5 separate regions of the Mus musculus genome follow, and regions 1, 3, 4 and 5 are each linked to region 2. Evidence: chromatin loops called from intact Hi-C (ENCODE). Cell type or tissue: left cerebral cortex. All regions are shown on one strand. Region 1 overlaps Anks1 (ankyrin repeat and SAM domain containing 1). Region 2 overlaps Anks1 (ankyrin repeat and SAM domain containing 1). Region 3 holds the start of Tcp11 (t-complex protein 11). Region 4 holds the start of Taf11 (TATA-box binding protein associated factor 11). Region 5 overlaps Scube3 (signal peptide, CUB domain, EGF-like 3).

Evidence for each region. Hi-C counts contacts between places; a loop is a spot of excess contacts. Peaks named below come from ENCODE experiments on the same cell type or tissue, not always from the same donor. Only the 100,000 strongest peaks of a DNase experiment are listed, where the experiment ranks them.
Region 1: a loop joins it to region 2, with 3.0 times the contacts of the local background. A loop is called at or near these places in 19 of 42 quality-filtered maps.
Region 3: it touches region 2 in a loop (3-fold over the local background); 29 of 42 quality-filtered maps call a loop at or near these places.
Region 4: it touches region 2 in a loop (2.5-fold over the local background); 17 of 42 quality-filtered maps call a loop at or near these places.
Region 5: a loop joins it to region 2, with 2.1 times the contacts of the local background. A loop is called at or near these places in 22 of 42 quality-filtered maps.

The regions. Positions count from the first base shown.
Region 1 is chr17:28,040,771-28,044,770 of GRCm38, reverse strand. It overlaps Anks1 (ankyrin repeat and SAM domain containing 1), which reads right to left. Exons shown (of 25, transcript NM_181413.4): 14 at 2,095-2,201. Among named protein-coding and RNA genes, the nearest start is that of Gm35290, 35 kb to the right of the region's middle. In left cerebral cortex, a CTCF peak has its summit at 2,269; DNase peaks (open chromatin) are centred at 1,391, 2,221, 3,260 and 3,901; H3K4me3 peaks cover 2,459 bases; H3K27ac peaks cover 2,124 bases.
Region 2 is chr17:27,988,042-27,992,041 of GRCm38, reverse strand. Anks1 (ankyrin repeat and SAM domain containing 1) reads right to left here. Exons shown (of 25, transcript NM_181413.4): 9 at 3,126-3,322; 10 at 642-734. Among named protein-coding and RNA genes, the nearest start is that of Gm35290, 17 kb to the left of the region's middle. In left cerebral cortex, CTCF peaks have their summits at 2,091 (motif pointing left) and 3,928 (motif pointing right); a DNase peak (open chromatin) is centred at 2,076.
Region 3 is chr17:28,077,727-28,081,726 of GRCm38, reverse strand. It overlaps Tcp11 (t-complex protein 11), which reads left to right and starts at 1,088. Exons shown (of 10, transcript NM_001085555.1): 1 at 1,088-1,152; 2 at 1,422-1,568; 3 at 3,669-3,741. The coding sequence starts at 1,448. In left cerebral cortex, CTCF peaks have their summits at 136 (motif pointing left) and 1,931; DNase peaks (open chromatin) are centred at 144, 986 and 1,932; H3K4me3 peaks cover 675 bases.
Region 4 is chr17:27,907,001-27,911,000 of GRCm38, reverse strand. Taf11 (TATA-box binding protein associated factor 11) reads left to right here and starts at 3,257. Exons shown (of 5, transcript NM_001379368.1): 1 at 3,257-3,500. The coding sequence starts at 3,330. Anks1 (ankyrin repeat and SAM domain containing 1) reads right to left here and starts at 1,695. Exons shown (of 25, transcript NM_181413.4): 1 at 1,355-1,695. The coding sequence starts at 1,539. In left cerebral cortex, CTCF peaks have their summits at 891, 1,093, 2,122 (motif pointing left) and 3,289; DNase peaks (open chromatin) are centred at 1,724, 2,063, 2,395, 3,237 and 1 more place; H3K4me3 peaks cover 3,896 bases; H3K27ac peaks cover 2,382 bases.
Region 5 is chr17:28,161,498-28,165,497 of GRCm38, reverse strand. Scube3 (signal peptide, CUB domain, EGF-like 3) reads right to left here. Exons shown (of 22, transcript NM_001004366.2): 8 at 3,060-3,182; 9 at 2,428-2,544; 10 at 1,641-1,766; 11 at 1,337-1,453; 12 at 1,096-1,200; 13 at 708-824; 14 at 277-435; 15 at 1-71. Among named protein-coding and RNA genes, the nearest start is that of Zfp523, 14 kb to the left of the region's middle. In left cerebral cortex, CTCF peaks have their summits at 834 and 1,625 (motif pointing right); DNase peaks (open chromatin) are centred at 881 and 1,633; H3K4me3 peaks cover 380 bases; H3K27ac peaks cover 616 bases.

The DNA of each region.
Region 1 (4,000 bases), 53 kb before region 2:
CTTTATTGGAGCTACTTTGTATCTAGTAGATATATCTCTAGGGACTCTAAGCACCAGGTGAAACCTTCACCCTCTACGGTGAACCAAACTGGATGATCCATGCCAGGTCCACGTGCTGAAGGAGTGTTTCAGGACCGGGAAGAAGCCCCTGCTAAAATTTATCCTTAGGCACTTTACATGCAGTTTCCCAGGATGCTGTGCTGGGTACTCAGGCCACTCCAGGCCCTGAAGCAACATCATACTAAGCTCAGGTGTGCTCTGCTCACCCCTGGTGGATACCTCTGTGGATGCTCCAGGACTAAAGAAGCCCTGAAGGACCACACTGCTGGTCATCAGGGTGAAAGGTGATGCCTTACATGGGCATCTGGTTCAGGGGCATGGTTGCCCGAAAAATCTAGCTGCAATCTGGTCTGGGTCTCAGGTTGGGTTAGGGAATCCTGAGGCTGTTCAAGGACTGGAGAGCTAACCCTTTCCAGATTTAGGAGAGCTGTGCTATGATGATTTGGGCTTAGCCCCTGAGGGACTGAAACACAGGAAAAATTCGGCAGATCTTGCCAGCCACATGGCAAAGGGTACTTAGAAGACCAAGATCCCAGAGCCAGCTGTCCTCCCCACTAACTGAACCCTCCTCCTTCCTAGTTCATGATCCTCCCCTAAAGAGCATGGTGAGTCAGAAGTAAGGTTCCAGGAACCATAAGCACCCATGTAGCTTAATTTTTAAAAAGGAAAAAAAAACAAGTTGCTATTTTAAAACTGTAGACTTTTACAATCTGAAAAAGAACAGCCCCCAACCTAGCCATGAGAGGGTAGCTTATTGCAGACTTGCCCAGGAACAGGATGGCTTACTTAAAGCACTCTCCATTGGACCTTTCCTGGAAGTCACAAACAGGATGCCCCCTCGCCCCAAGACACCAAACCCTACTCTAATGGAATAAACTCACTCATCCTACTGAATGGACGGTAGGCTGGGACTCTGTGCCAGCTCTACAAACAAGGCCCTTCACACGAGGTCAGGACAAGTGGGCACAAGTGAGAGAGAGCTCTGCTTCAAGGTTACAGTCTGAAACCCCCAGGACTAGGAGAGGAGGAGACAGGCCTCCCAGAAAATGGGGGAACGGAGCAGATGGGTCTGTCCGCCTTACCAAGATGCATAGCATATAAATGACAGTGTTCAGAGAGTGACCTTTTGCCTTGTGCCTCCCAAGTGCACAATTCCACCCTACCAATCACCATCAGTGTGACCCTGAGCAAACCACATAGCCTCTGCTTTCATGTGGGAAACAGGGAGAGACACCAGCACAGAGCTCAGATATTATCAACTGCTGAGATTGGTACCCAGCTCACAGGAAGGATGTGAGCTGTCACAGCTACTGCTGTGACATCGAATGGCCCGCTCCTGAGCATGACTTAGCTCAGGCACTGCCTTGAATGGCTCACTAGGACGCACTGGGCAAGGCTTCTTGGAGACGGATGACAATGGGGCCACTGGCTCCTGAGAGCAGGGTTTAAGCTGAGTCCCAGCTGCTCAGAGAGCAGGGGTGAGACGCCGGCTTTCCCTTTGACCTCTTGTACTCCCTGTGAGTGCAGGATGAACCTCAGAAAAGCAACCAAGCCACCACTCAGCCCTCCTCTGGTCAGCTCTGAGGCCAGGCACATGTGAGGCTCTCTGGTTTCCTCTGCTTGGAGGGGCAGGAGGAAACCTTTGCTACAGTGACAACAGCAACATTCTGGAAAGTAAGGGAACTCCTGGCATCCAACTGAGATGGGTCATGGGGTGCCTGGCTGCCCTGCCCACCAAAGCTGCTAGCCAGGGTACCTCAGCACATAGCACACCAGCATCCAGTCTAAGAAACAGGGCTGGGGCTGGGGTCTGAGTTAGGGATTCCAAGAGTGCTCCCACTGAGTGGCACTTGGGCCACAGGTAGTAGGGCCAGGACAGTCGGCAAAGTTAGCTTCAGTTACCCAGCTGACTTCCGGGTGCCCACGGCCCCTATGGTTCTCCTCTGTGGCTTATGTCCTCTTTCACACTCCAGCTGGGTGGGCCAGCTTCCAGCAAGCAGCACCAGCCTGGGCCAGCACATCTGACGTACTCACCAGGAAGCGGACATCATCAAAGCCGTTCAGCAGCAGCTTGCTCTCGTACTGCTGCAGGCCAATCGACTCCAGCCACTCCCCGACGCTCTGCTCCAGCGTCCGAGAACCTGACGAGAGAGGAATCGGCAGACGCTTGAAAAGGGAGAACCCGTTAAGGCGGTAGCAGCGGCACTCAGAGGAAGACAGGTGGCACTGCCACATCATAGTCATTACCATGAGGCAGTCAGACTATGTACAAGAGAGCAGAGAGCAGGCTCTCGGCTTTTCTTCTCTGTACAGGCAGGGACGGAGCTGCCTAGCGCTGGATGTGAGCCAACTCGGGTGGCTGCTGCCCACACACACCCCACGGTAGGAGCTGGCCGGGGCCGGGGCCGAGGCTGTACATGCACGATCACAGCCCAGGGTCAGGGGAGCCAACCCCCAGTGGTCTCTGGGTCAACTCCTCAACGTCCACACAGAGGCATGGCAGAAAGTCTGTCCCCACAGGCACTAGAAGGGAACACCAGAGCTCTAAGTGCCCGCCAGCCTGGCTGCTCCTCCCATCCATGCAACTTCTGGAGCTGCCGTGGGGCTGTGGCGAGGGGCTAGTTCTGCGACCTTGCAGCAGAGACCAGTCAGGAGACAACGCGAGTCTTCATGCAGCAGAGGGACACAGGCACACAGCGAGGGCTCTGGGAAGGAAGCGGCGGCGCTCATGGGGACCCAGCACATGCAACGCAAGCAGCACGCAGAACGGCGGGGGCAGAGAAGGGTCTTTTACTTGTTTTCCCCCAGCAGTCCCGGAATAAGCAAACCATGGCCCCGAGCTCCACGTGCTCCCAGCTCAGGACAGCCGGGTGGGCTGGAGTGTGGGAACCAGGCTCAGGGATGGCTCTGCTGGGTCAGTGGCCGGCCGACCAGGGCTCATCTACAGATAGCCTCTGGAGGCTGGCAAGTGGGGTGCCCCCTGGGCTGAGGCGCTGCTGCCTTCCTGGCCTGGGCTGGCATCCAGGAGCGTGGCGTTCATGCTCCCTGTCTTCCGTGGTGGTTCCTATGACCTGCCTGCCTGCTTAGGGGGCAGCGGTCGGGCTGTTCAGTTCTTGGTCAAAGAAGACAAAACCAGGCAGACAGAAGAAAGAGGCACTTGTCATCAGGAGGCGGCAGTGTCTATTCAGTGTGCTGCTCTCTGGCTGAGCGACACGCACACGCACACACACACACACAAACACACACAGCTTTCTTCCCAGGGTCTCTGGTCTCTACTGATGCACAGGAATGGAGAAGGTCTTCTCACTCAGCTCTTCAGTCAGGGCTGGACCGAGGCAGTGCACGAGGGCAGATGTCCGTCCCTCCCTCCCGGCAGCCCTCAGGTGTTCAGCTGTATGCCTTCACACCCACCTGACTTCTTTAGTTCTTGTAGCACGGACAGGTAAGAGGAGGGCAAGGAGGAGGAGACAAGAGAGGTGCAAGGTGGGAGAAATTAGAGCCAACTACAGACATCACCTCCAGGAACTCTTCTTTGATGGTGAAAGTCATCCAGCTGTCACTGGCGGTCTCTGCCCTTCAAGGCAGGGCAATGCCAACTTGCTTGTCTTGGGGACCCTGCTAACCAACTGTGGCAGCCTCTGTTCCTCTCCTGTCCTCCACAAAACAGACGGTGGATGGTGACCCGGCAGTCTCTGGATGCGGGCTGTAGCAGAAACGCCAAGCCTGGGGGCTCCTGGACTTGCCCTTGAATGGAAAGTCAGCTCCAGGAACCTAGGCAGCAGGCTCTCGAATGCTGGTGAGCCAGGAGCCCCGGCTGCTGATTCATTCCTGCTGTAATCCCAGGGCTGCACAGCTGCGGTCCAGTCTGCTGCCGCCGCTGATGTGCTCCCTCACAGAGCCGCGGCAGAAGGCTTTGTCTGAAGGCTCTGGGGCTCCACCG
Region 2 (4,000 bases):
GTTTGAATCCCCAGTACACACATAAAAAGCCAGGCCTGGCTGTGTATGCCTGTTCCCCAGCGCTGGAGTGGGGATGAGGGTGGAGATGGGAAGATGCTGAGTGCACACTCACTGGTCACTGGCCCAGCCACAACAATAAGCTTCGGTTTACCCAGAGACCCCTTACATCAAGGCTGAGAGCTACAAAGGAGGTTGGCCACGGTGCAGCTCTGGCCCGAACGTGCATGGGCACATGTACCTATGCTGTACAGTTATGTATACGCCTAACACACTCACACACACGCAACACTGTTCTTCCTCTGAGAGAAAACAGGCTGGGGGCGGCTCAGGGATGCACATGGCTCTGGGTTTAATCCCAGGACTAGAGAGATGGTTCAGCTGGACTCTCTTCCAGACTCAAATGCCAGCACATACATAGTTGCTCACAACCCTCTGGATCTCCAGTTCCAGGGGATCTGACCAGGCACTACCAGGTAGGCATGGGGGGGGGGGGGTGTGCATATGCACATACAAAAAAAAAAAAAACCAAACCCTTAAAAGAGAAGAGCAGAGGAGGAGAAAAGAAAGGCTCCTCTGTGTAGACACTCATCTACCATCTAATAAATGCTATGTGCGTGACGGGGTAACCCCCAGCCCTCTACCTCAGAGGCTGCCAAGGGAAAATACTTCTTATCTACGCGTTCTTCCTCCTCTTCATCGGGTGGCGGTTTTGCTGGAGGCGGCGGACGTTCCCTCTATAGAAGAAAAATAAATACATTCTACCATCTCTCTTCAAGTGGTTGTCTTTTCTTTTTTAAGGTTTTTATTTTTAAATTGGTGTTAGGGTCTCACTGTGTAGCCCTGGCTGTGCTGGAACTTGCTGTGTAGACCAGACTGGCCTTATGCTCACAGGGATCCTCCTGCTTCTGGCTCTGAGTGCTGGGATCCAAGGCCTGCACCATACCCAGCACCTCTCTGGTGTTTAATCCTCCCCTTCAACAATAGTAAGTTCATGGCTACAGGGAACCCTGGTTAGCCCATTTAGACAGGAGCATGGCCATGAGTCTCCTAAGGGCTGGGACAGGCAAGCTTGTTCTTAAGATCAAAAGCAACTATAGTATACTTCACACTCAGTTCTACCACAGATAATAGACAAAGGGTACGAGTGGCTAGATTTTTAAAAAAACAAAAGTTCATTCAAAAATTCAGGCTTCATGTAATAGGGCTGTAGTTTGCCAACTTTACCCGAAAGCAAGGAACTCGTTGAAGGGATACAAGTGTGGACCAAGGGTGGACAACCATAGGAACATGCATGATTTCTGACGGCAAAGCGGAAGGCTAGGAGGCCATTACACCCGAGCCTTTTCTATGATTCTCTACTGTGCTGGGGTCTCCTCCCAGATGGGCTAGGACAGAGCTGGCCCCAGCCTCCACCCCAGCCTTGTAGGTCAGTTCCATGTTGCTAGAGGTTTGGGATGCAGAAGGGTAGAGATTTCCCAGAGAAATCTGCACAGGAAGCTAGGTTGGGGTTGGCACCCAAGACCTTCGTGTTTCTCTGGCCCACAGCAGCCTCCATCACTCGGGCCTTCCTGGGCTCTCTGAGGCAGACAGACTCAACAACAATCTTACGACAGCTTCATGTACTCAAGCCCGTGCTGTTTGGATTGGAATTCCCGTGGGGGGAGGGCCTCACTTTCTCTGCCCTTCAAGGTGTTCTACAAGTGCTGGAATGGGCCTAGTCAAGGCACCACGTACAAAGAGATAAGCACGGAGCCAGTCTGGGGACGCCAGTGTAGCAGAAAGTAAAATAAACAGCAGAAATGGCCCATCCCAGAAGCCCTCCAGACAGAGCAAGGCCACTGCAGACATGGAAGGGAACCAAAGTCCCCATGGGCCTCTCTCTCTGAGGTACACAGAGACAATCCGCCACCATTGCTGTGCCATCCATCTACACGGAGGGCCAGAGAGGTCAGAACAACATAGATTGCACAGACGTGTGCATCGCTGGCAATGTGCACACTCAGGGATGCTCTTGTTTCTGCTTAACTACACCCATTCACTACAGGACCTATGGCTTCTAGCAAAGGCACCAGCGCCCCCTACCGGGCGACACCTGCAAGCCTCCCTCAAAGCAAAGCCTCCCCCACAACTTAAAATGTGGATGCCAATAGGGAAGTCTGCTGCCTGGTGCCTGAGCCCACCTGCTGCTTCACTTCTCTGTGTCCCAGGACACAGTTACAAAGGTCAAGGTCCACCCTGTCTGTCCCCTGCCAGAACCTGGCAGGAAAGGAAGGCCAACAGGAAAAACAGAAACACCAACACCAACACATATGCCCCCAAATCTGAATCAAGGTGGTCGGCACTGGATCCTCTCAGCAACAGCCAGATCAGGCCTTCACCAGGGTCTGAAAACTCTATCAAGTGGAAATAAAGTGGGGGCAGGGCTGTAAGCATAGAGCACCCTCTAGGGAGGAAGGGGGAGTCAGGAGAGAGTCTTGAGGCTCATGAACAAGACCAGAAGTAAAAGCAGGTATTACACAAAGCATCAGAAGGCAGGAGGGGCACATGGAGGAGACGCTCTCACGAGGTGAAACAGGGCTATTAAAGGGTCACCCGACCGACGGCATGTCTAGCAAGTGTGCAGTCTGATTAAACCTTGCTCTGCCCTCTCCCCAGGACGGGACTGCCTGTCCACATGGCTGGTAAGGTAAGCAGGACTGGGAACAGCCAGCAATGCATGTCACCGGATATATCTGTGATCCAAAAGAGAAAACAAACCACACACAGCAAATCACACACAGCAAGATCCCCAAGGCTTGAGCAGCATAGGGCTGAACCAGGGCATAGGACAGATTCGCTTGGAGGCAGTGGGATAGAGAGATGCAAACTGGCTTCACTGAACCTGGAAACAGCAAACGTCTACCCCAGTGTGATCTGCAGTTTTACTGCCCTGGGCAGGAGAGACTAGACAGAGTAGCTCTAACAGCAGGTGGGCTCAGGCACCAGGCAGCAGACATTCTCTTGCCCGCACCCGCACCCCCAGCTGCCACCCCAGTCCCCAGCATGTTCAGGCCTGGGCCACACACAGGCCCCACTCCCCACACACGAGCCCCACTCCCCACTCACAGGCCTCATCCCCCACATACAGGCCTCACTCCAGCAGCCCTTGTTCCGGTGGCCTCGGCCTCCTTGTTCATGGAGTCTCTGTCTGATGATCGTCCACTGGCCGTGCTGTCCAAGGAATGGCAGGACACAGCGTTGTACAGTGCCTCGTAGGGGCCCTCCTCGTCAGCATGTGTGTCAAAATGAAGGATCAGCTCAGTCACTGTCTTCTCCATACTCCCTAGGGAAGAGGACAGAGGGTGAGATGATCAGTAAGAGAGGGCAGGGCCTGCCTCCTGACACCCCGGCCAACAGACTTCTCTGCGAGCACTAAGCCATTGGAAAACCGTCACTTTGCTAAGGGACAGGAACGGATTTTCTCAAAGTCAATATTGGGAAGTGAAGCTGGGCGGCAGAGCTCTACTCAATACGCACATACAGGGTCTAGCTCCCAGCAAAAAGGAAAGGCCTTAAATATCTAAGGGATTCTCCCCACGTCCTCTGTACGCTCCCTGGTATCTCAATTCCGTGTGAACATAACCTTAGCCTGAAAATGCAGCTGAAATGTGTAACTGAAAACTAAAAGTAATGCTTTAGTGTTTTTGTTTGTTTTCTTCTAAGGCATGGTCTCACTATGTAGCCCTGGCTGTCCTGAAACTCATTCTGTAGACCAGGCTAACCCTAGCCTTGAACTCACAGAGATCTACCTGCCTCTGCTTCCTAAGTGCTAGGATTACAGGTGTGTGTCATGTCTAGCCTCCTCCATCTTTTGGGTTCATCCTTTCTTCCTTCCTTTGTGTTTTGCACATTAAAGATTTATTTTATGTATGTGAGTACACTGCAGCTGTCTTCAGATACACCAGAAGAGGGCATTGGATCCCATTACAGATGGCTGTGAGTCACCATGTGGTTGCTGGGA
Region 3 (4,000 bases), 90 kb before region 2:
CCTCTTGCCTCAGTCTCCCCAGTAGCTAGGGTGACAGGCCTGCACCGTTACTTTCAGGTTTTCCAAAGTCAGGGATTGGCAAGCAAAGCAGCGGCATCAGGCGGTACAGCCATTTCCGGGGGATCGCACGCCCTCTTCTGAACGCCTGGGGTACTGCATGGATGGGATGCATTTGCATAGGTTTTATGATGACTTCAAGTCAGAGTAATTAAGAGGCCAGAAAGAATATGAGGGAAAAACACCCTCTCCATGTTCTCTCCCCAAACCCAAGGCGTGGGTATTTAAAAGACTTTAATCCCTGCAGAGGCAGGAAGATCTGAGTTTGAGGCCAGCCTGGTCTACAGAAGAGTTCCCTGACTGCTGGGGCAGCATAGAGAAACTTTCTTTGTCTTGGGAAAAAAGCAAAAAACACAAGAGAATGTTATATGTAAAACAAGACAATTTTATATGTATGGGTATTTTGCCTGCGTGTATGTAAATATATGTAAATATAGGAAGTATGATCCCGAGGAACTGGAGTGGCAGATGGCCGAGATCCATCATGTTGGTGCTGGGAATCGAACCCTGGTCCTCTGGAAGAAAGCCAGTGGTCCTAACAGCTGAGCCATCTCTCCAGGCCTCACCCTCCATTTTTTTTAAGAATCTGGAAATGGAGCTCAGCCTATGAGGTCCCTTCCATGCCCAGCACTACATGAACCCTTGGTGGTGGCTCACACGGGTGACCCCAGCACTCAGGCAGAGGCTGTAGGGTCAGCAGTTCGAGGCTAGCACCCCTGTGCATGCTCTGCAGGCTACCCCTAAGCCCCAGATCCTGACACTTGGAATCAATAGGGATGACCGTCCTGCCCCAGTCTCGGTCTCACCCAAGGTGGCGGCAGATGGTCGGTGGCGGGTCGCGATGCTGGTGGGGAGGGCTGCCACGCGCCTCGCGCCTCGTTGCCAGGACACCTAAGCTGTTTGTTTGGCAACACCGGGCGTTCCCACTCCTGCTCAGTTCGCAGGGTGGGGATGTGGAGTGTGTGACAGCATCGACGTGGGGCTCAGTGGCTCCACCCAGCCACGCCGCCCCTGCCTCATCCCCCCAAGTGGTTTAGCCCACCCGCACCCCGTGCCGCCCAGCCAGCCAGAGCGGGCGGGCCGGCAGAGAAGGAAGTGAGCTGAGTGGAGAGAGGGAAGGGGAGGGAGAAAGTGGAGGGGGAGGGCGGAGGTGAGCCACGGAGGGGAAGGGATGAAAGAGGGGAAGGGAGAGGGGAAGAGGAGGTGAGGGGAAGAGGCATACTGAGAGGGAGAGACAAGGGGTGGTGAGGGATGGAGAGGGGTAAGGGGAGGGGCGTCCGTCGGGGCTGCGGCCTCAGTTTCTTCCTGCGCCAGCTCTGGTCCCCCCTGGCCCTGACGAGCCCCCAACATTTGTCACCACACAGATACCACCACCACCACCATCACCAGGATGCCAGACGTGAAAGAGAGGGCGGCCCGGAAGGAGCCCGGCGCGGCAGAGAGCGCCTCCCGTGAATCCCGCGGGGGAAACACCCGGGAGAGCGCGAGCAGCGCCCAGGGGCACCGATCGTGTAGGTTCAACCGTCGCCCGAGCACGGCCGCCCTCACCCCAGGGTCCGCGCAGGGGCGCGGGGTAAAGACGGCGCCACGAGGTCCCGTGGGCCACGGAGGACTGCGGACTGGCCCGACCTCCCGGTGTCCCCAGCCCTCCGCCCGAGCGAAGCTCCCCTCGGTCACGCGTGGGGCACCGCTTCCGCCATCCCCGGGAAAGGGCCACCTCGGCGGGACCCCGAGCTCGCACAGGCTAGGTATCTGCTTGAGGCAGGGTCCCCCAAGTGCGGGGACTGCAGGTCCGGACCTCCCTCCCCCTCGTTTCAAATGCTCCCGCACAAGCGTTGCCATGGATTTCCTGTGACGCTGGACAGTTAGTCTCTCCTCTGTGGCCACGCGGGGTCGCTGCTGCTTAACGCTGTGACTTGAGACAAGATCCAGGTGTACCCGGAGGGGTGGGGTGGGGTGGGTTGGGTTCGGGCTGGGGTTGTGTATCCAAATAGGAACCTGGCCTGTGGGGTTCAAGGTCAGGGCGTGCTGGTGCTGCTGGTTTGGAAACAGTTCTTACAATGGCTGTTGCATCCATAGGTACAGTGACTCCTGAGTATACAATCAAATTCCTTTTGTAAAAATTTGGAACTGTGTATAACACGTTGGCTTTGTTGTGTTGCAGTTTTCTTTTTTTAGGGGGGCAATCTGAATTTTTAAGAATTGTAGCCACACTTAAATCTCTACTCTTTAAGCCCTCCTTGTTCCGGAGTGCTCTGGGCGGAACTGGCTGCTTCTTGCAGTTGGAGAGTTTCTTGAGGAGTGGCTGTAGCTTTGAAGGTTTCCTTTCACCTCGGATTTGTTTACGGATCTGATTGTGTCATGCCAGCCATTTCGGCTGGGATAATGAAGGACTGCACAGATGCTGGGAAGAGCAGGGTCCGGTCACCTTTGTTTTTATAAAAAGGTTTATTTTTCTTTGTGTGAGTGGGTGTTTTGTCTACAGGTATGTCTGTGCACCGTGTGTGTTCAGGGCCAGAAGAGATGTCGGGCGCCCTGAAACTGGAGTTACAGATGCTTGTGAGCCAAGGGTAACCCAGCTCTTAGGAAAGGGCAGCAAGTGGCTTAACCACTTGGCCATCTGTCCAGCCTGTAGTTTATGCTTTTATAACCCAGCCAAGGACTCTAGATTTTCTATCAAAGTCCAGTCAATTTTCTCACCATGAAATATTTTCAATTTGTTGAAACGTAAAACCCAGAGACTTCCTCCATTTTTAATTTTCTCTGTGTGTGTGTGTTTTTTTCCTTTTTCCTTACTGTCTGAGGATACAGGCATGACTCTAAATACTTCTGTCATGTTTCCTTCTGAGAAAGACAGTGCTGTCCTATGGGATCTCTACAGTTATTTTCTTTTGCCGGGCAGTGGTGGCACAAGCCTTTAATCCCAGCACTTGGGAGGCAGAGGCAGGCAGACTTCTGAGTTTGAGGCCAGCCTGGTCTACAGAGTGAGTTTCAGGACAGTCAGGGCTACACAGAGAAACCCTGTCTCGAAAAACAAACAAAACAAAACAAAACAAAACAAAACATTGTGCCTTTTCAGGCCTGTGAGGCAGCTCAGCAGCTAAGCTCCCCCGACCCCACCAACCTGATGACTGAGCCGATGCCCAGGCAGCCATGAGAAGGTAGAAGGAGGGAACCTTCCTCGAGCCTCCCAATGCAAACTGGTGTGCAATACTAATAACCTTCTTGATTATTTTATGTATACGAGCACACTATCATTGACACACCAAAAGAGGGCATCAGATCCCATCGTAGATGGCTGTGAGCCACCATGTGGTTGCTGGGAATTGAACTCAGGACCTCTGGAAGAGCAGACAGTGCTCTTAACCGCTGAGCCATCTCTCCAGCCCTGACAGCTTTATCTTTGAATCCGCTTCATTTTGTGCCTGCCTGAACTTTAGCCTTCACTGTGTTGGACTGCCCTGAGCATTTCTAGCACGCCCTTGGGGAAGTACAAGTGACTGGCTGAGTGGACTCAGATATAACCCCGGGGGCCTTCAGACGAGTGACCCTGAGGAGATTCAGACATGTGTGGGTTGATAACTGTCCACCAGAACTTCTTCTAATTACAGGTATGACGGAGAGAGTCCATGACGCTTCCAAGCTTGATTGTCAGTTGGAAGAAAGGAGTTTATCTTCAAGCAGGTATTGGCTTTTACAGTTTCTGTATGTGACTTCCTGATGTCGTTATTCAGCACCGAAGGATTCTGGGGGCTGGGGAGGTGACTCTGTGGGCTGACACTTGTTGCCAGGCCTGACAACCTGAGTTTAATTACATGTGCCCTCACCAATAAACAGATAAATATTAAAAATAAACTCGGCACGCTCACACCTGTAATCTCAGCACTTGGGAAACAGAGCCAGGTGGAGCTGGAGCTGGAGACCAGCTTGGTTTACATGGTGA
Region 4 (4,000 bases), 81 kb after region 2:
CAGTCCATGAAGTCTTTGTTCAGCAAACAGGAACCCCCGAATTTGATCCAGCACCCATGTTTATAAGAAGAGAGAGAGAGAGAGAGAGAGAGAGAGAGAGAAGCCAACGTGGCTGTAATGCTAGTACTGGGAAGGCAGAGGCAGGGGAATCCCTGGGACTTGCTGACCAGCCTGTGGAGCAGAATCAGCAAATTCCAGGTTTGGTAAGAGACAGTCTCAAAGAAGATGGAGAGCAGTTGAGCAAGACACCAAATGTCAAGCCTTCACCATGCAGGCTTGCATGCATGCATGCACACGCACACAGAGATCATTCTACAATCAGTAATTTTCAACAAATCTATTCAACAAATCTTGAGTACCACCTATAAGCCAGTATTGTTCAAGACACTGGGTGCAGCCAACAGAATTGGGGTTTTCTTCCCCCAAAGGATCGTGCTTTTTAAAATCTTCCTGAAAAAAAAAAAATATGGGTTGAGACTCAGTACTGAATAACTGTTTATTAAAGCGGTGGGCTTCCTGGGTCCAAGCTCTCCAAACTCACTCAAACTGAAAGTGCATGAACCTATAAGGAACAGAAGCTAAGAAAACCACTTCTAAATGAACTTCCACTTCTCAAAAGCCTCAAAACAAGGAAGGAAAAGAAAACAGCTAAGAAAGCATTGCTGAACCAACACATTTTATGCACTCTGACAGAGCATTCTAATCCTCCCTCCCTCTTGTAAGCTACAAAGAGTGACCCCTCCCTCCCGAAGCCTTGCAGCCCGGGATTCAAGTGTCTAAAAGATCTCAGAAAGTTGAACGCACCTCAGCTCCCTGAGCAAGCCTTGGTTTCTTTCCGATTAAGTCTCAGGGGGGAAATGAGCAGATGCCACTTGGACGAACCCAGCCAAAGTGACAACGACAAACTGAGCTTCAGGCGCAAGAGGGGCTCAAAGTCTGAACACCTCGTGCGTGATCAATGCAGAAGCAATTTTAAAAACAAACAAAAGCCGGGTTCCGCACAGCCCGGTGGAACGTTCTAAGCTCGTTGGGGAAGGAAGCCGAGAATGTGCTCTAGGGGAGTCGCGAGGCTCTGCACGGCGTGGGAGTCCCTGCAGGATGTGAGAGGGATTCCGCGAATTCGGTCTGCTCTGAAGCGGCTTTTGTGAGAAGCGACAGCTGGCACCTCACGGCGGGCGAGGGTGACGCCGAGCTGTGCCATGCGGCGCGGGCTGCCACCTGGGCACTCCCCCCATTCTCCGCAGCGGCGACGCCAGACACGAGAGCCCGGCCTGCGCCGCGCGCGCCCCAGGAACCGTGACCTCTCGGGGGAGCCCTCGCAGTCCAGGCTGCGAGCCCCGGCGCGCGCACTCACCTCAGCAGACTGGAGAGCGGGTGGCTAGAAGAACCGAGGCCGCCGCCCCCGGAGCCGCCGCCGCTGCCTGAGCCGCCGCCGCCGCCGCCGAAGCCGGAGGAGAGCCGCTTCCCGGACAGCAGCTTCTCCACGGCCGGGAGGTGCCCGGTGCGGGCCGCCTCCAGCAGCTCCTGCTCCTTCCCCATCCCCAGGACCGCCACCCCTCGGACCTCAACCCGGAGCCTTGCAGAGCCTGCTCCGGCTCCGAAACTTTCCGTCTCCGGGCAACGCACCCCTCAAACCGGCCGGGGACGCCACCCCCTCTCCCCCCGCCTCCTCGGCCTCCCCCACTCCCTGGCGGCGCGTCACTTCCGGGATCCGGCGTCACGCGTCACCGCGCCCCCGCGCCCCGCCCCCTTGCCCACCTAGTGGGCGGGGCTCGGCGCCGCCGTGCAGGTGAGCCCGCTTGGCGGAGGGGAGCCTCGGTGTGCGGAGCCGAGCCTGGCGCAGGCGCGGTCTACGCCTAGCGGACCCGCCCATTCGCCAGGTGGCGGAGATCGGAGGCGGCACGCCTGCAGGAGCTTCCCGAACTGCTCGCCTTCCCAAAGGTTTGGGACCTCATGGCACTGGAAATGCGGTCATTGTTCCTGGCACCGTAGAAACAAAAGAAAAGGGGGTAACGCGTACCTCTGTTTTCAACTCCATTCAAAACGCATAGATTCAATACGGGATAGGCGCGGAGATCTAGAACCAGACTTGAAAAATCCCTCCCTCTGGTGCCTCCTGGAGGGAAGACCTGAGAGTTTTACTTCTGCAGTTAGACTGGCATTGTGGCAACTGCCATTTGTCCCAGCAGTCGAGAAGCAGAAGCCGCTGGCTGCATCGCTGTGAGTTTAAGGTCAGCCTGATCTACAAAGCAAGTTACGGGCTAGCCAAGGCTACATAGTGAGACCCTCTCTCCAGAAAAAAAAAGGTGGGGGGGGGGGAGGGAGTACGGGGGTGGCTGGAGAGGTGGTTCCCTGTTAAGAGCACTGGTTGCTCTGCCAGAGAATCTAGGTTTGATTCCCATCACTTGTGGCGCCTCACAGCAGTCTGTAACTCCAGCTCCAGCGGATGTAACACCTTTTGCTGGCCTCCCAGGGTACCACGAACGCATGTGGAGCTCAGACTTACATGCAAAACACCCATACACATGAAAAAAAAATGTAAGAACTCTTAACAGACACTATCCTCGCACTCCATCCTACTAACTCTTCAGAAAAAGTCAGAAGAGACCTTCTTTCTCTTAGTTGTCATGAGAGACATTTTAAAAGTCAGATTTGGGGAACCATTTCCAATTTTTAATATTGGTGGACTAAGGAGGGAAATGTAATTGGGAAAGGATGACTTTTTTTTTTTTTTCTGTTTTTCCCTCACAACACTAGCCTGTTCTGACGCGAGGCAGGTGGCCAATATTTGAAGTGTTAAATGAAACCATTGGATACTTTCTGTTGGCGTTAGAGATGCTTGCGAAACAGAAGGGAAACTTCCCTGGTGGACACAAGCCGGTGGTCTTAGTTCTTTGGGAAATCCGAGGTTAGGTCGCTGCCGGAAGCTGCTCAGTCCACGGCAACAACAAGCAGCGGGACCGAGTTCTCTCCCTGTTCCCCGACTTTGGGCTGAAGGAGTAAAGTTAAAGAAGGGTTAATTGGCATTACATTCCCAGGAAGGAGAAGAAAAAGAAGGAAAAAGAAGTCTCTCGGGAAACGAATTACGCTCTTTCAAAAACGCTTCTGCCCTGAAGCGGAGGATCTAGACTTCTACATTTCTTTCACATTAAAACAAATTCCGTTTATATGAATCCCCTGGGCAACCAACGCGCTTCTGGAAGTGACCCCTCCCAGGATCCGTGGGCGTGACGTCATCGCGGCGCGACGACGAGCCCTCAGCTCCAGCTCCGCTCCACAGCTCCTTCTCCCGGCGGTGCTGCCATCGCCTCTGACCCCCTGCTCTCGCGATGGACAACCTCGGGGAGTCGCCCACAGACAAAGGCGGGGAGCCAGGGGAGTCAGAGGAGACGAGGGCTACTCCTGGGGCTTTGGTGGCAGCCGACACTGAGGGAATCCCGGAGGAAACCGACAGGGATGGAGACGCGGACTTGAAAGAAGCCGCGGCGGAGGAAAGCGAGGTAGGTGGAAGTTGGTGGATAACGCTGCAGGACTACCCGGGTGCGCTCCTGACTGCTTTCTTCCAAAGCCAGGGAACTAGAATTCCCCCACGACTGTTTGTGAGTCTGCAACCTTGAGGGGCAGGAGAGGGAACGGGAAGGTGTAGGTGCTGTTAGAGCCCTATTCAGGCCTGCTTGTACTCCAGCTCCTTTTGGGGGAAGGCTGAGGAGGAAGGTGGAGGAGACAAGAAGATAAAAGACGAGGAGAAAATGGTTAAGGACAAATAAATTTGAAAATCTGAAGCACAAAGGTTAGAAACACGCGTAGATCAATAGTGGAAAGTAAGTTAGAAAGGCTGTCAGATAGATAATGCCTTCTCTCCCCCTCTCCATATTTCTGTATGAGTTTAAATATGAATTCCTTCCTTCCTTTCTCTCTTTCTCTCTCTCCCTCTCTTTCTTTCTTCTCCTCCTCCTCCTTCTTCTTTCTCCTCCTCCTTCTCCTTCTCTTCTTCCCCTTC
Region 5 (4,000 bases), 170 kb before region 2:
TCTGAGCATCTTCAGGGACCCTTTCAGCCTCCGTTCCATCCGCTGTCGGAGGCAAGGCAGCCCACAGCCAGCTGGTAATGGATGGTTGTGCGAGTCAGAGAATGAGGAGAGAGAGGTCAGAGCAGAAGGCAGCCGACAGGGGCAGCCCTGGAGTTTGCTGCTCGCCATTACACAGGCCCAGAGTTGAGGTGCCCCCTTCCCTTGGCTTGTCCCTTTTGGATCCAGGCTATGTGCCCTCCTCTTTGGCCCTCCACCCAACAATGTCCCTAGGCCCACCTGTCGTTTCTTCTGCTCTGACCTCAGCTTCCAATTCCAGGGTGAGCCGGGTAACCTCCTTGCCTGGGGGGGTCCGGGCCCGCCTGCCCTTGCCCTTCCGAGAAGAGTCACACTTAAGGTGGATGAAAGTGACCAGGCAGTCAGAGCAGGGGACACTACCTGGAAACAGAGGCCGTGTCAACCTCGAACTGTAGCTTCCACTGAAGACAAGTTCTCTCTTCTGACTCTCCTATTTCTCCATCCGCCCCAGACATCCCTACCCCCAACCCTCTTCTCGGTAGGAGGGAATGACGGGGACTTCCAGGGCCTTAGCCTACAACAGCTTCCCCATTCTATCCACAGCCCAGGGTGCAGGTGAATCCATGACAGAACTAGGCAGAGGGGCTGAGAGGTGGGGAGAGCCTGGTGGGGCCAGGGAGGGAGGTCCAAACCTGGCCCCAGGATCCTGCTGGCCTCCTCGGCTTTGCCTTTGTTTCGCAGATGCAGGCGACATTTGGCATCCTTGATCTTGAAGGAGGCTCTCTGCTTGACTGGCAGCACTGCAGCCTCTAGAGGGAGAAGAGAAGCTCAGCACAGCTCCAGGGCCTGGGGACCCTGGGGACGGCCTGCTCTGGGAGGTGGCTCCGAGCTCAGCAGTAAGGTTTAGCTAGAGAGTGGGATCAGGAAAGCCAAGGGTAACAGATAGGAGGGGTAAGATAGGAGGAGCTTGGCAGCAAAGCTGGAGAGTTAGAGAGTAACAAGGGAGGTAGAGGGTGAGTCGGCCAGGGATGAGGAGAACTGTGGGGGCAGAGAAGAGGAGGACTCTGGGCAGGTGCTCACCATGGCAGGAGCTGGAGACGGTGCTGTTCCCAGAGTGGATCACTCGGGCTGGAGCAGCTTTAGGGCTCGGGGTACCACAGCTCACGGTGAAACCGTTCTCTGACTCTGAAAGAAGGGGCTTATCACAGCTCTGACCCACCTCTCAACCCCCAATGGTTGGAGGAACCCCGGGGGAACAGAGGCACTGCTGAACAGCCAGTCTGCCCTCCCTTCTCCCCAGAACCCCGTCTCTCTCACATACCTGGCAAGAACCGGGCCCGGGAGGGACAGGTCAGGGCACAAGTATCCTTCTTGCCCGAGCGATTGCAGCTAAGCATGGCTTTTGAGGCTCCAAGACTGCTCTGACACTTCACTGGCTCTAGGAAGGGAAGCAAGGTCTGAGAATATGAACATGCCTTGTCTTCCTGCCCTCAGAGAGTTAATGCGGAAAGGGGGACTAGTTACATGCCCAAGGAGACCTGCACATTTTAAACCCAGCAGGCTCCCCCTCACACCTTCCCCTGAAACAGCATTGTTATGTCTGGCCAGCAGAGGGCGCCACACACCTGTGCAATCCTTCCCGTTCCAGTGAAGGCGGCCCTGGCCTGCTGGGCAGGTACACTGATAGCTGCCTGGGGTGTTGATGCAGCCAAAGCGGCAGCCTCCCTTATTGATGCTACATTCGTCCACATCTGTGGGAGGAGTCAGAGATCAGATTGCCAGTACCCTTATAGAGATTACTGTGCATTTACAAATCTTGTCAGGAAGGTAGGTCTCACGTTAACATTCTCATAAACAAAGTAAAAGGTTCTCTGGCCTGTGAGGAGCTCAAAGTTCTCTCCCTTCTCTACATCCCCAGTCATAGTTGCCATTGAGCAGGGGCCAATCCAACCAGACCAAGGTTTCAGAACTTTCCTCTCTTACTGTCTCATTGGGCTAGAGACTGAGAGGGTGGGTCTCTGGGAACAGCGATGGGGAATGCAAGGTAGAATTAGGAGGCAGAGTCTGTGCCACCTGCCATCGCAACCCTCGAGAAGTGAAGGCTGGAGGTTTGGAGTTCGAGGTCACCACTGGCTGTGTGTGTGTGTGTGTGTGTGTGTGTGTGTGTGTGTGTGTGTGTGCAGCTATCCTGGGCTACGTGAAACCCTCAAGCATCTTGCTGCCAGGATGCTGCTCTCTGGTATCCTGTCTCCCAGCTGGTCTTTGGAAGGTGCCTTCTATTTTATCTTGTTGGATGTAGACAAGAACCATCCAAGGATTTCTCATTACAAGCACAGCCATTTGGAGTGTGAAGAGTCGAGGGCTGGGGTGTCTGGGAAGCAGGCAGGTGTAGGTGTGATCTTGCTGGCTTACCCCCGCAGTGAGTGACACCATATAGAAGGTAGCCACGATGACAGAGACACTGGAAGCTCCCCGGGGTGTTGACACACATGTGGTCACAGGTTCGGTCGAAGGAGCACTCATCTATATCTGGAACAGCAAGGATTCGAACCACTGAGTCTGTCTCGGGGCACCTGGTCCATGCTCAGGTGATGGGCTCTGATGCTGAAAGACCTTGGCCTAACTCCAGATCTGAGCACGCACAACTCCCTCTGTACCCTTTGTCTGGGGTTTGGGGCTTTTGTTGTTTTTCTGAGACAGGGTCTCTCTGTATAGCCCTGGCCATCCTGGAACGCACCAGGCTGGCCTCAGACCCAGAGATCTGCCTGTCTCTGCCTTCCAAGTGCAGGGATTAAAAGTGCACCACCAGAATTGCCAGGGTCTGGAACCTGTGCATGTGGAACCTAGTTGCAGCAGGCCACACTTGGGAAAACCTGGATTGTGGTGAAAGCTTGCTCACCCCTTGCCAAGCTGTGTATTTCAGCATGGAGCTGGCCTGCAAGAAGGAAGGACTACCGTTGTCTGTCTGCGGCATAGCCCTGCCTACAGAGACGCTTGGAATACAGCATCCCTGACACTCGCCCCCTTGGCCGGAGCCGGCTCACCCTGGCAGCTCCTTTCGTTGATGAGAAGCTTGTAGCCCTTCTTGCAGCTGCACTCGAAGCTGCCCACTGTGTTGCGGCAGATGTGGTCACAGCCCCCGTTGTTTAAGCGGCACTCGTCTATATCTGGGGACGAAGGACAGCATTGAAGGCTAGGGGCAAAGGAGCCCAGATCTCTTCCTCACAGAGACAAGGAAAATCAAGGAGGGCCCTGGCTTGGCCCTTTTAACTTGGCTGTCACCTTCTGTCTCCATGTCTTCCCTGTTTAGGATATCTGGCCATTACTAACACCATCTCTCCTGAAGCCAAGTCCAGGAACCACCTATGCCAGCAGGGAGCAACGGTCTAGACTTATGGGAGCAGGTGGCCATGTGAGATCCAGGCTGGTCCATGTCCCTTACTCTCCAGTTGACAGCCATCCCCAAGACTGTAGGGAGGGCTGTCCTTTCCTGTCACAAAGGCTGGGGGCCTCTGGTCATGCTGTAAAAGGGCAGCCTTCATAGAGGAGGGGCTGGCCAAAGAGGCTGGGTAGAGAGGACTTCTAAGATAGAGGGAGAAGCTGCTAGAGATGAGGGGCCAGGAGGGGGACGGGACTGGCATGGTCTGCAGAGGCTCAGAGCCTGGCAGCTTTGGGTACTAAGAAAGGAGCAGGTGGGCAGCTTCCTTCCTGAGGTCAAGTTCCCCCGAGCTGGTGGCAGACAGGACCCAGGCTACTCAGCACTTGTGGAGGGGAGGGGGCAGGGCCTTCACTCTTGGCCTACCTGTCAACAGCCCTTCCCAGCAGGAAACCTCTCTACTGCGGCTGGCTGACCGGCTGCCCCCGCCCTCCCCTTCCTGCAGCTCTTGGGCCAAGAGACACAAAGAAGGAGCCCGGCACTACCCAGTCCCCACTCCTCCCTACCAGAGGACACGGACGGACCTGCTGAGTCAGCGTTTGCAGAATG